2 separate regions of the Homo sapiens genome follow, and region 1 is linked to region 2. Evidence: read pairs that join two places in POLR2A ChIA-PET (ENCODE). Cell type or tissue: HepG2. All regions are shown on one strand. Each heading gives the region's core, and the rest is flanking DNA. Links, peaks and the distances in the headings are about the cores only.

Evidence for each region. ChIA-PET counts read pairs that join two places held together with the same protein. Peaks named below come from ENCODE experiments on the same cell type or tissue, not always from the same donor. Only the 100,000 strongest peaks of a DNase experiment are listed, where the experiment ranks them.
Region 1: POLR2A ChIA-PET joins it to region 2 with 5 read pairs; 1 of 35 experiments calls an interaction of 5 or more read pairs at or near these places.

The regions. Positions count from the first base shown.
Region 1 is chr17:42,482,879-42,486,878 of GRCh38, reverse strand. It overlaps ATP6V0A1 (ATPase H+ transporting V0 subunit a1), which reads right to left. Exons shown (of 22, transcript NM_001130021.3): 9 at 3,748-3,841. Among named protein-coding and RNA genes, the nearest start is that of MIR548AT, 9.9 kb to the left of the region's middle. RefSeq lists a silencer at 2,179-2,238. In HepG2, for the core only: a CTCF peak has its summit at 2,389; a DNase peak (open chromatin) is centred at 2,308.
Region 2 is chr17:41,787,823-41,796,308 of GRCh38, reverse strand. No RefSeq gene overlaps it. Among named protein-coding and RNA genes, the nearest start is that of JUP, 5.4 kb to the right of the region's middle. RefSeq lists enhancers at 2,785-3,448, 4,113-4,776 and a cis regulatory region at 2,780-3,633. In HepG2, for the core only: a CTCF peak has its summit at 2,393 (motif pointing left); DNase peaks (open chromatin) are centred at 2,268, 2,624 and 3,078; H3K4me3 peaks cover 1,721 bases.

The DNA.
Region 1 (4,000 bases), core at 1-4,000, 690 kb before region 2:
AAATGTAGGTCACTGCCTTTAACTTGGCTTATTAAAGAGCAACGACTTTCTATGTGGGGAATGTAACTCAGTAGGCATCACAAGCCCAGGAGCTGACAAATTAACAAATCCACACAGAATCCTTTGCACATGGGCCAGCATCAGGAGAGGGTGGAAAGAGGCAGTGCTGAATACCACCACCAGCCTACACTGGGAACATGGGCCAGGAGACGCCATGGGATCAGGAGCACCTGTGATCTTTACAGGGGGCTTGGACTGCCACATACCACTGCCATCATGAGGGCAGCTAAGGTGTTACCTTTATGTCAGGCTTCTCATCAGAGGAAAAAATGGTTCAGTGTTGATCCTTTTGAAATCAGTACAGATTTCCCTCAGAGGAATTACAGTGCCAAGACTAAGGTGGGAGGAAGGTACAGGAACATTTTACATTCCACTGGCTTAATACCAAATATTTAATTTTTTTTTTTTGAGATGGAGTCTCGCTCTGTGGCCCAGGCTGGAGTGCAGTGGCGTGGTCTCAGCTCACCACAACCTCCACCTCCCGGGTTCAAACGATTCTCCCGCCTCAGCCTCCTGAGTAGCTGGGATTACAGGCGCGCGCCACCATGCACGGCTAATTTTTATATTTTTAGTAGAGACGGGGTTTCACCATGTTGGTCAGGCTGGTCTCGAACTCCTGACATCGTGATCCACCCACCTCGGCCTCCCAAAGTGTTGGGATTACAGGCATGAGCCAACATGTCCAGCCCATATTTAAGTTTTTAATAGCAGGTGTGGCTAAGCCTGTTGCTTCCAACTGGAAGAAATTAGGCAAGCAACCCAAAGCACAAGTCTCCATCATAGACAATTCTTCAAGTTAGTTCAGAACAAAGCAGTAACTACTCCCTGAAAAATTGTCTTGGGCAGAGGAAGGTGACTTCCTTTGTTTTGTTTTGCTTTGTTTTTAAAAGCAAAGCCATGTCATGCTAGGAAACACATCACTTGAAGATAGCTACTTTCTTTCCTTCTGGTTGTGGACTATTTCACAATTACTATTACTCACTCCTGTAATCCCAGCACTTTGGGAGGCCAAGGCAGGAGGATTGTTTGAGGTCAAGAGTTCCAGACCAGTTTGGGCAACATAGTGAGACCCTATCTCTACAAAAACATACCAAAAAATAATTAGCTGGGCATGGCAGCAGGCACCTGTAGTCCCAGCTACTTGGGAGGCTGAGACAGATTGTTTGAGCCTAGTCGGTCAAGGCTGCAGTGAGCCAAGATTGTGCCACTGCATTCCAGCCTGGGTGACAGAGTGAGATCTGTCTTTAAAACAAAACAAAACAAAACAAAACAAAACAAACAAACAAAACACAAAAAACCCTTCTTCTAGAAGGATGCTAAAGAAACTAGCAAGCAATGTTCTATTTGCCGTTCTCTTTCCTCATCCCATTCCTTGGTATTCAATCCCTTTTTAAACTTTCAGTTCCTACAGCTAGATTTTTAAAAAATCAAATTCTGGTCAGTTATAATGACTACCACATATGCTCTTTAAATCTACCCATAGGTCTGGAAGGAGATTAAGACAGCCTTAGAACCCAGAATATACTAATATAGCCTATCACTCACCAGCAGTTCTAAAACTCTCTCTCTCTGCTTAAACAGGTTAAGTGTATCTCAAAGGAGCCAGCAATAGGTCAGGTTGGTGGGTCATATATGATGGAGGTCACTGAGAGTTAAAATGGAAGTTACAGGCTGGGCACGGTGGCTCATACCTGTAATCCCAGGACTTTGGGAGGCCGAGGCAGGCAGATCATCTGAGGTCAGGAGTTCAAGACCAGCCTGGCCAACATGGCAAAACCCCATCTCTACTAAAAATACAAAAATTAGCCAGGTATGGTGGCAGGCATCTGTAATCACAGCTACTCAGGAGGCTGAGGCAGGAGAATTGCTTGAATCTGTGAGGCAGAGGTTGCAGTGAGCCGAGATCGCGCCACTGCACTCTAGCCTGAGAGACAGAGCAAGACTCTGTCTCAAAAAAAAAAAAAAAGAAAAGAAAAGAAAAAAGAAATGGAAGTTACAACATACCCCTGACAATTCCTGACAATTCTGCCACTGCCAAAAGGAACTGCCTTTGGGATTAAGTATGTTTATTAATATTCTAAGGGGGCAATCATCACTTTCATTCTTTCAAAGGGAACAAAGCCCCACTCACCAGCCTTTCCTTCCATGTACACACAGTTCACAACTCCTCCCTCAGAGCCCTGTGATAACCGTGGTGTGCATAAACCACACTTACTGCAATTTGGCAAAACTCCAACACAGTCTCTTCTTGGGTACAAAAGTCACACCAGAGCTTTTTGGCTAGTCTGTGTGGTTAAGATCAAAGGTGACCGCAAGGATGCATGCCGAGCTATTGGGACCAGCTGCCTCAGGAGGGTGTGTGGGAGAAGGCAGAACTGACTACTCATGTATTTTTAGATTGTTTGATATATATTTGTCTTAACTAAGCATACTTTTAAAAAATTATTATCATAAAAACTATCAGCCGGGCGCGGTGGCTCACACCTATAATCCCAGTACTTTGGGAGACCGAGGCAGGCAGATCACACGGTCAGGAGATCGAGATCATCCTGGCTAACACGGTGAAACCCTGTCTCTACTAAAAAATACAAAAAATTAGCCGGGCGTGTGGCGGGCCCCTGTAGTCCCAGCTACTCGAGAGGCTGAGGCAGGAGAATGGCGTGAACCCGGGAGGTGGAGCTTGCAGTGAGCCGAGATCGCGCCACTGCACTCCAGCCTGGGTGACAGAGACTCCGTCTCAAAAACAAACAAACGAACAAACAAAACAAAAAACAAAAAACAAAAAAAACTATCTCAGACTTGGCTGGGCGCAGTGGCTCACGCCTATAATCCCAGCACCTTGGGAGGCTGAGGCAGGTGGATCACTTGAGGTCAGGAGTTCAAGACCAGCCTGGCCAATATGGTAAAACCCCATCTCTACTAAAAATACAAAAATTAGGCCAGGCACAGTGATTCACACTTGTAATCCCAGCACTTTGGGAGGCCAAGGTGGGAGGATCACTTGAGGTCAGGCGTTTGAGACCAGCCTGGCCAACATGGTGAAACCCTGTCTCTACTAAAAATACAAAAATTAGCCAGGTTTAGTGGCACATGCTTGTCATCCCAGCTACTTGGGAGGATGAGGCAGGAGAATCGCTTGAACCTGTGAGGCAGAGGTTGCAGTGAGCCAAGATCACACCACTGCACTCCACCCTGGGCAAAAGAGCAAGACTCCATCTCAAAAAAATAAATAAAAATACAAAAATTAGTCGGGCATGGTGGCACATGCCTGTAATCCCAGCTACTCAGGAGGCTGAGGCAGGAGCATCACTTGCGCCTAGGAGGCGGAGGTTGCAGTGAGCTGAGACAGCGCCATGGCATTCCAGCCTGGGTGACAGAGTGAGACTCTGTCTCAAAAAAAAAAAAAATCTCAGACCCATGAGGTGGAGAGGAATTGAATATGCTAGGCAACAACGATTCTAGATGCTTTACATTCCTGTCTCGTTTGAGGATGGCTAATGCTATTTTTAACCATCATTCCCTGATACTTTCTCAGCTCCCAGAAGGACATATTACCCATGTACATTTCTTTTTTTGGTATCCTGGTTTGCTACAGGTACCTTATAGAATATCAGCATTTCAAGGAAGGATAATGGTCTCGTATTCCAGTATTTCACAAAAACAAATTCCCTCCAGCCTTCTGCATACCATTTGGAGATCATCAATCCTGGTATTCACTCCAGAAGCCATTTCCTTCCTCTCCTGTGGTGTCTCAGGACAGGGATAGAGTGAGGCTCGGAACCTGGAATATAAGAACATCGAAGTTTCTTAACTTATCTAATTTAAATAATCTCAGAAAGTAATCCTAATGTACCAGAAGGACCAAAACAGGATTAGGTCAGACCGATGTATTAAGTCAACACTTTTTTTTTTTTTTTTTTTTTGAGACAGAGTTTCACTC
Region 2 (8,486 bases), core at 1,100-5,099:
CCCAGGTCTGACCTATGGACACACCACTGCATAATCACTGCCTGCCTGGGTCCCAGCTGGCGCCAACGTTCCTGGATAGCATCTCTTCTGTCCCGCAAACAGCCCTTGGGATGGGAATACCTCATGCCTGTGACTCAGGTGGGGAAACAGATAACTTGGAGGATAAGGTTGTTTACCCTTCCCTCCACATGCATATACTGTACAGACAGTCCCCAGCTTACAATGATTCAACTTAGGATTTTTTGACTTTAGGATGGTATAAAAGTGATAAGCATTCAGTAGCAACTGTACTTCAAGCACCCAAACAACCATGCTATTTTTTCACTTTCAGTATAGTATTCAGTATATTACATGAGATAGTCACCAAGTTCTTCTTTTTATTTTTTGAGACAGAGTCTCACTGTTGTTGCCCAGGCTGGAGTGCAGTGGCGCAATCTCCGCTCACTGCAACCTCCGCCTCCCGGGTTCAAGCAATTCTCCAGCCTCAGCCTCCTGAGTAGCTGGGATTACAGGCGCGCACCACCATGCCAGGCTAATTTTTTGTATTTTTAGTAGAGACGGGGTTTCACCATGTTGCCCAGGCTGGTCTTGAATTCCTGACCTCAACTGATCCGCCTGCCTTGGGCTCCCAAAGTGCTGGGATTACAGGCATGAGCCACCGTGCCTGGCCAAAATATTCAACAAGTTCTCATAAAATAGGCTTCATGTTAGGCGATTTTGCCCCACTGTAGGCTGAAGTGTTCTGAGCCCATCTGAGGTAGGCTAAACTAAGCCATGATGTAGGTTAGGTGTATTAAGTACATTTTCTTCTTTTTTTTTAATTTTTAATTTTAATTTTTTCCCCTTGTCTCCTCTCACAATCTTCTTTTTTTTTTTTTGGAGATAGGGTTTCGAACTGTTGCCCAGGCTAGAGTGCAGTGGCATGATCTCGGATTACTGCAACCCCCACCTTCCAGGCTCAAGTGAACCTTCTGAGCAGGTGAGACTACAGGCATGTGCCACCATGCTCAGCTCATTTTTTAACGTTTTGTACAGATGGGGGCTCCCTATATTGCATTTCAACTTACAATGTCTATGAGGACATAACCCCCCTCTGAAGTTGAGGAGCATCTGCACTTGATCCTTTCTTTTTTCTTTTCTTTTCTTTTTTTTTTTTTTTTGGAGACAGAGTTTCGCTCTTGTTGCCCAGGCTGGAGTGCAATGGCGCGATCTCGGCTCACCACAACCTCCACCTCTCGGGTTCAAGCGATTCTCCTGCCTCAGCCTCCTGAGTAGCTGGGATTACAGGTGCCCGCCACCAAGCCCAGCTAATTTTGTATTTTTAGTAGAGACAAGGTTTCTCCATGTTGGTCAGGCTAGTCTCGAGCTCTCTACCTCAGGTGATCTGCCCACCTCGGCCTCACAAAGTGCTGGGATTACAGGCGTGAGCCACCTCGCTCAGCCTTGATCCTTTCGCTCTCCAGAAGAACTTACTAAGTGAGGTCATGTGCAAAGAAGAGGCCAAGAGAACTTGACATTTTCCATTTGAGGTCACCCTTTTCACCTTTCTTTTCAGAAGAAAAGTGTGATATTGTGTTTCTGGGGTAAAATAAGGGGTAGCTAAGCCAAATTACTTTATTTTTCCTTGACTACTGGGCTAAATCCTCCTGACCTTCCTGGAGGAGGAGGCTGGGAAGGGGCAAGTTTCAGCCAATGTAGCTGGAGAATTTGGCCTTTCCTCCCTGGCCCCAGGCAGTAGGGGGTCATTTGAGGGCCTCACAGCCCTAAAAAAAAAAAAGCTCCCATTAAAATTTTTTACCTTATCTCCGGATGAGGTTATAAACCCAGTCACGAGACAGGGGCAGGACTGAAGTCAGAAAACCCTGTCATATGACTTTAACCTTGCGTATAATTGTTTTGATAACTCCATTTTGTTTATTTATTTTAAAATACATCTGTATCCTCAAACACGGAAATGTTCCCGGCTTTGGAGCCCCTTTCCCCCAGCTCACACACACTTTGGACCCGGCAGCCTTCTTCTCCATCAACCCTTATTGGCAGCCTGGCCCAAGCTTCACCCTCCCCCATGCACCCACCCCTCCCCCTGGCTACTTCCAGGTTCTCTGTTGGGGCCATAAATGCTCCAGGAGATGTAAGTTGGCTGCTGCTTCCACTGGAGGCTGAAGTGCTGATGAAATATTCAAGGATCTCAACTCTCAAATTCCCTGGGGGCCGTGGGATGGGACTGGGAAAGATGGGATGAAAGTACAAGGCCAGGGGCCGCTGAGTCCTGTCCCAGTTCTCAGCCAGGTGGAGTCCAGCGCTTAAAGACCTGGGAAGCAGAGAGGGCCGGAGGGCGAGAGGCGGGGGTGGGGAAGGGTCTGTTTGCATAATTGATGGCTAGAGGCTCTAGGTGGTGCCATCCGCTGGTCGGCTTAGGGGAAGTAAGGCCTGAGTCTGGGACCACCCAGAGCCACCCCCTCCCCCAGCCCTGGCTGTCTAACTCCAAGGTTTTCCTGGGGTCACACCTCTGAGCTGACAAAATCAAGCTGGCAAAATTGGTTCTCGTCTCCTCCCTGACTGCAGCCCGTCTTTGCCTTCCTTGGGGTGGAAAGAGACCTACATTGGTGGGGGAGGTGAACTGGCTGGCAGAAGACCAAGGTTCAAGTCCCAGCCCTGCCAGGAATTTTCTTGTGTGATCTTGGGGAAGTCCCTCTCCTGGCTCCAGCCGCAGTTTCTTCATAGATGCAGGGAAAAGGGGGCTCCGCTTAGACTATGCCTTCTTCCTCTTCCCAAGGCTCTCCACAGGTCAGGGAGAAATGGCTGCCTCCAGCCGTGTGTGCGCGTGAGAGGGATGGCCTCTCCGTGGGAAGCATGCCTTGTCAGGGCAGGCATCTCTCCTGGCTTGTGGAAAGAGGGAGGAGCGGGACAGGCTGGCAGGGCAGGTGGGGCCCCAGCTGTGTCAGCCTGTGCATGGAGTCGCCCAGACCAGGAGCAGGAAGCGGGTGACTCAGGTCGCAAAGGCTCGGCTACCCCTCCCCACTCAGGAGGAGGGTGTTGCTTAGGGAGTTGGTGAACCAGCTCTGGAGCCCGATCTAGATGCCACCGGTCCTGGAGTTTCAACTTGCGGGGCTTGGGGTGAATAAGGAGGGGCAGCCTGGGACAGGCATTCTCTGGAGAGGTTTCGACAGACCCTCCTCCAGCCTCTCCCTCCACCACCACTGGCCGCTGCTATCTCACCCTGGCCTGTACTATTTCTGGCCCGTCCTATCTCTGTTTTCTTGTCTCCTGTTTTCCTTCTGACATTCCATCCCCACCCACACGCCTTGCAGTGAAGTGTCGCTGGAGCTACATCTGTAATTAAAAGACACACGCCCACAGGACCAGGCTGTGGGCAGCCTCTGGCCTCAAGGCCCCTCCCCTGGACACAAGGCAGGAAAAAAGGCAGGAGTCCATCTCCCCACAGCCTCCCTCCAGAGCCCTGCAGCCTCCTGCTCCCTTCCCAGCTTCTGGCCATGCTTGGGCCCACTCCAGCCAGCAGAGTTTGGGAGCCTGCAGGCTCTTCTGCAGCTGTGTCCTCCCCGAGCCCTGAAGGGGGCCTTCTGAGTAAGCCCCCACCCCCAAAGCCAGTGGGCAGGGCCAAGAGCACAAATGAGGCCTACATGCCATAGATCTAGGTAAGTTACAGAGCACACTCCCAGGCCAGTTGTGGTGACTCACACCTGTAATCCCAGCACTTTGGGAGGCCGAGGCGGGTGGATCACTTGGGGTCAGGAGTTCAAGACCAGCCTGGCCAACATGGTGAAACCCCATCTCTACTAAAAATACAAAAATTGGCCGGGCATGGTGGCACGTGCCTGTAATTCCAGCTACTTGGGAGGCTGAGGCATGATAATCACTTGAACCTGGGAGGCGGAGGTTGCAGTGAGCCAAGATTGCACCACTGCACTCCAGCCTGGGCAACAGAGCAAGACTCTGTCTCAACAAAAACCCAAAAAAACAAAAAATGGAGCATGCTCCTGAACTGCTAGGTCAGATATACCTTGACAGTTGCACCCCCGCGATGACCTGAAAGTCCATGATGGAGTCCCAAGTTCTCACTGTGTCAGGGCATGGCAGCCCCATGGAGAACGGCTCCTCCCTGGCCCCCAGCCAGGGCCTGGACTATTTCCCTTTCCTTAGCACCTCTGGCTCTGCCTGCGCCACAAGGTCCTCCAGCCCTTGCATGGAGATTTCCTAGCGCGCATCCATGCTGCCTCTATCTCCCCACCCCAGCAATAACTGCCCTTTGTCATGTCCCTAGTTTGGCCCAAGTGTGTCCATGCACAGTAGCACTGGTGCCGCTGCTCCTGGGGAGAAGGACCAGAGTCAGCGACCTGCAGGCCTGGAAAGTAGGGTCAGTGTTGGGCAGGAATTCCAGAGTTTCTGGTGCTGGTCCCTGGAGTGTGGTCTAGAAGGAATGTGAAGTCCATGTAGGCTCCTCTGTCCCTTTGCCCCTGTGTGGAGGGGGCAACCCCAGGAGGGCCAGAGTGGAGGCCTTTTAAAGGCCAGGATCGGCCAGGCATGGTGGTTCAGGCCTGTAATTCCAGCACTTTGGGAGGCCGAGACAGGCGGATGACGAGGTCAGGAGATCGAGACCATCCTGGCTAACACTGTGAAACCCCGTCTCTACTGAGAAAAAAAAAAACAAAAAATTAGCCAGGCATGGTGGCACGTGCCTGTAGTCCCGGCTACTCAGGAGGCTGAGGCAGAAGAATCACTTGAACCCGGGAGGCGGAGGTTGCAGTGAGCTGAGATCGCACCACTGCACTCCAGCCTGGGTGACAGAGTGAGACTCCAAAAACAAAAAACAAAAAACAAAAAACAGGCCAGGACCTGGAGAGAAACTGGGTGTAAAGATGGCTCTGGCCAGGTGTGGTGGCTCACACCTGTAATCCCCACACTTTGGGAGGCTGAGGTGGGAGGATCACTTGAAGCCAGGAGCTCCAGACCAACCTGGGCAACATGGTGAGACCTCATCTCTACCAAAAAAAAGAAAAAAAATTAGCTGGGTGTGGTAGCGGCTGTGGTCAGCTACTCAGGAGGCTGAGGCTAGGGGATCCCTTGAGCCCAGGAGGTTGAGGCTGCAGTGAGCTGTGATTTCGCCACTGCACTCCAGTTCTGGCAGCAGAGTGAGACCCTGTCTCTGAGAAAAAAAAAAAAAAAAAAAAAAGGCTGGCTTTGTCCCTGGGCTGAGAGATGGCTCATACCCAAGGTGCCTCTAGCTTTCTGCATTGCCTTTCTTTCAAGTCTGCCATCCGGGAAGAACCTCCCGTTGTGTGATTTCCTTTTCTGCTGCTGCAAAGCGCGGGGAAGAGGCTACTGGGTGATGAAAATGTACCATCATCAGCCTGAAGTTTGGCAACCCAGCTGGTCACCCTGGGCTCCCCTTTATAGAAGTGGTTATGTCTTAGGCTACCTGAGGCTGAAGAGGCAGGAAGAAGGGTGTGTGTGTGTGTGTGTGTGTGTGTGTGTGTGTGTGCGCGCGCGTGTATTAGAGAAAGCTGGTGTTTGTGTATCTGAATCTGCACCCGCAAGTGTATATCCCTGAGGTGTGAGCATAGAAGGTTGTGTGTGTGTGTGTGTGTGTGGCTTGTGTACGTCTAAATTTCTACCTGTCTCTGGGGAAAAGGCCCCCATAGAATAAGGACTGTGGGTTTTTTTTCTTTTTTTTTACTTTTGAGCTGGAGTTTCGCACTTGTTGCCCAGGCTGGAGTGCAATGGCACGATTTCTGCTCACTGCAACCTCTGCCTCCCGGGTTCAAGCGATTCTCCTGCCTCAGCCTCCTGAGTAGCTGGGATTACAGGTGTGTGCCACCACGCCCAGCTAATTTTTTGTATTTTTAGTAGAGATGGGGTTTCTCTGTGTTGGTCAGGCTGGTCTCGAACTTCCGACCTTGGATGATCCACCCGCCTCGGCCTCCCAAAGTGCTGGGATTACAGGCATGAGCCACTGTGCCCGGCCCTAAGGACTGTGTTTGAATGGAGAACAGAAACTCTTCCATCTCCTTGTATGGCCCAGAGGCCTCGTGGAAGATGAGGGGGGTTGTGAGATAAGGAGAGGACGGTGGCCTGGTGGTCCTGGACACTGGCTGATGGTGTGCACCCTCCCCTAGAAAAGAGCCTCCCTCCCACCAGTCCCTCACTGAACCTCTCTGCGCCAGTTACTTCTGTCTCTGCAGCAGCTTGAGATGGGCCATGTGGTACCCTTATATTCTCTACTCTGAAGCACTAGCAAGCTGCAAGGTTGAGTTACCCATATGTGTTTTTGGCAGCCCATGGACTCTGCTTCCACTGAGCCCTGGGCAAGAGGAAGGAATTGAAACTGCAGGAATAGGAATTGAGGCTGGACATTAGAACAAGGAGACAGGGGCATTCACCATAAGGGAGGCTGCAGGATCTTCTTTCCTGGACATTTGTCAGAGAATTCTTGCCTTTAAAGGTTTGCAGGCAGGGGACTGGATAAGATGACCTTGCGGCCTTTTCTTCAAGTTCAAGCTACAGGGGAGACTGTGGTCACAGAAACCCCCATCCTATCCCTACATACCTCCTTTCACAAGAGACCAAATTGCCTGTGCAGACAGCTGAGTCTAGGAAACATCATTTCTGATTCTATTCTGTATTCTCAGATACAGATGAATCTCAGTGCCTGCCAGGCACATAGTAGGTGCTTAAAGAGAATCCCTTGATCTGGGAGGAGAGACTCAGCTCTAATCCCAGTCTTTGCCGCTGCTGTGGTGGTGCTTCCACCAGTCCCAGCCTGTGTGTTTAGCTCTGGGGCTGGTGTTATGCAACATGTTCCATGCTAAGACACGCAGGGGGCATTCTGGGGAGACACACACACACACACACACACACACACACACACACGGTTTATTCTGAAACCTTATTTCTGCTCCTCCACCCACATGGGCTCCTCCACCCCTCTCTGCAGTCAACCAGCCCTACCCTGCCTCTTTGCTGAGGTCAGGAGAAATAGGAAGGAGTCAGGCCAGGCTTGGAGCTGGGACGTATGTGTGTGTGCATGTGTGGAGGTGGGAGGTGGGCAGAAGGGGGAAGAAATGAAACCCTGGCAGCTGCAGCAGTCCAGGATTGTGAGCCCATTCCTTCCCCAGCTGTGGCCTGGCTACAGCTCTATGTGACAGGGTGACAAGCAGGTGGATGGGGCAGGGGTAAGGCAGGGATAAAGATAGGGAGGTAAGCTGGAGGATGGAGAGTTGAGGAAACAGGCAAAGGGCGGTGGCCCTGGTTATGGGATGGCCACTAGTTCAGGGATGTCCGTATCTCCCTGGCCCTGCTTTTGGATGGCGCAACTTCAGAAGGGAGAATGTTCAGCTACCATTCTTTTCTCTGGTGGGGAAAGTGGTCAAGGTTGCTGCTAAGGTACCTTCATCCAGCCCATCCTGTGTGCTAGCTTTGGGGCTGTAGAGCTTTGTTGATGGGGGACCCTTTTCTAAACCACCACTCCTCCAAAACCCACCCACACACGCTGCTTCTGCTTATCCTTCTATGAGCTCTTTGAAGGTTGGGATCATTTTTATTTCCTGTGTCACCAGGTTTTATTTTCTGTGTTCACCAGTGCCTAACATACAGTTGACAATGAATACTCAAGTGTTGAATGAAGGAATGTTTGTAGGGCCCTTGGCACACCATACAGCCACGAGCAGCATTCATGTCATCAACCACAGAAAGGAAGTGCCCTTGTCTTCTTAAGCTGCCTGTGAGAAGTCCTTTTTATTTTTTTGAGACAGAGTCTCACTCTGTCACCCAGGCTGGAGTGCAATGGCATGATCTCAGCTCACTGCAACCTCTGCCTCCCGGGTTCACGCCATTCTCCTGCCTCAGCCTCCCGAGTAGCTGGCATTACAGGTGCCCGCTGCCATGCCTGGCTAATTTCTGTATTTTCAGTAGAGATGGGGTTTCACCATGTCGGCCAGGCTGGTCTCGAACTCCTGACCTCAAGTGATCTGCCCACCTTGGCCTCCCAAATTGCTGGGATTACAGGCATGAGCCACCACGCCTGGCCGAGAAGTTCTCTCTGATCTCTACCCCAGGCTCTCCTATCGCAGAGGGGTGTGCTGCCCGGTTTATTTTTTTCTTTTCTTTTTTTTTTTTTTGTTTGAGATGGAGTCTCGCTCTGTCATGCCCAGGCTGGAGTGCAGTGACATGGTCTCGGCTCACTGCAACCTCCGCCTCCCAGGTTCAAGCAATTCTCCTGCCTCAGTCTCCCAGGCAGCTGGGATTATAGTTGCCCGCCACCACGCTCGGCTAACTTTTTGTATTTTTTGTAGAGATGGGGCTTCACCATATTGGCCAGGCTGGTGTTGAACTCCCGACCTCAGGTGATCCACCCGCCTTTGCCTCCCAAAATGCTGAGATTACAGGAGTGAGCCACTGCGCCTGGCCTGCCCCGTTTCTTTCATGCCAGGGCTGGATTTCCTTCAGATCTGCTGCTTGATGTTTCCAAG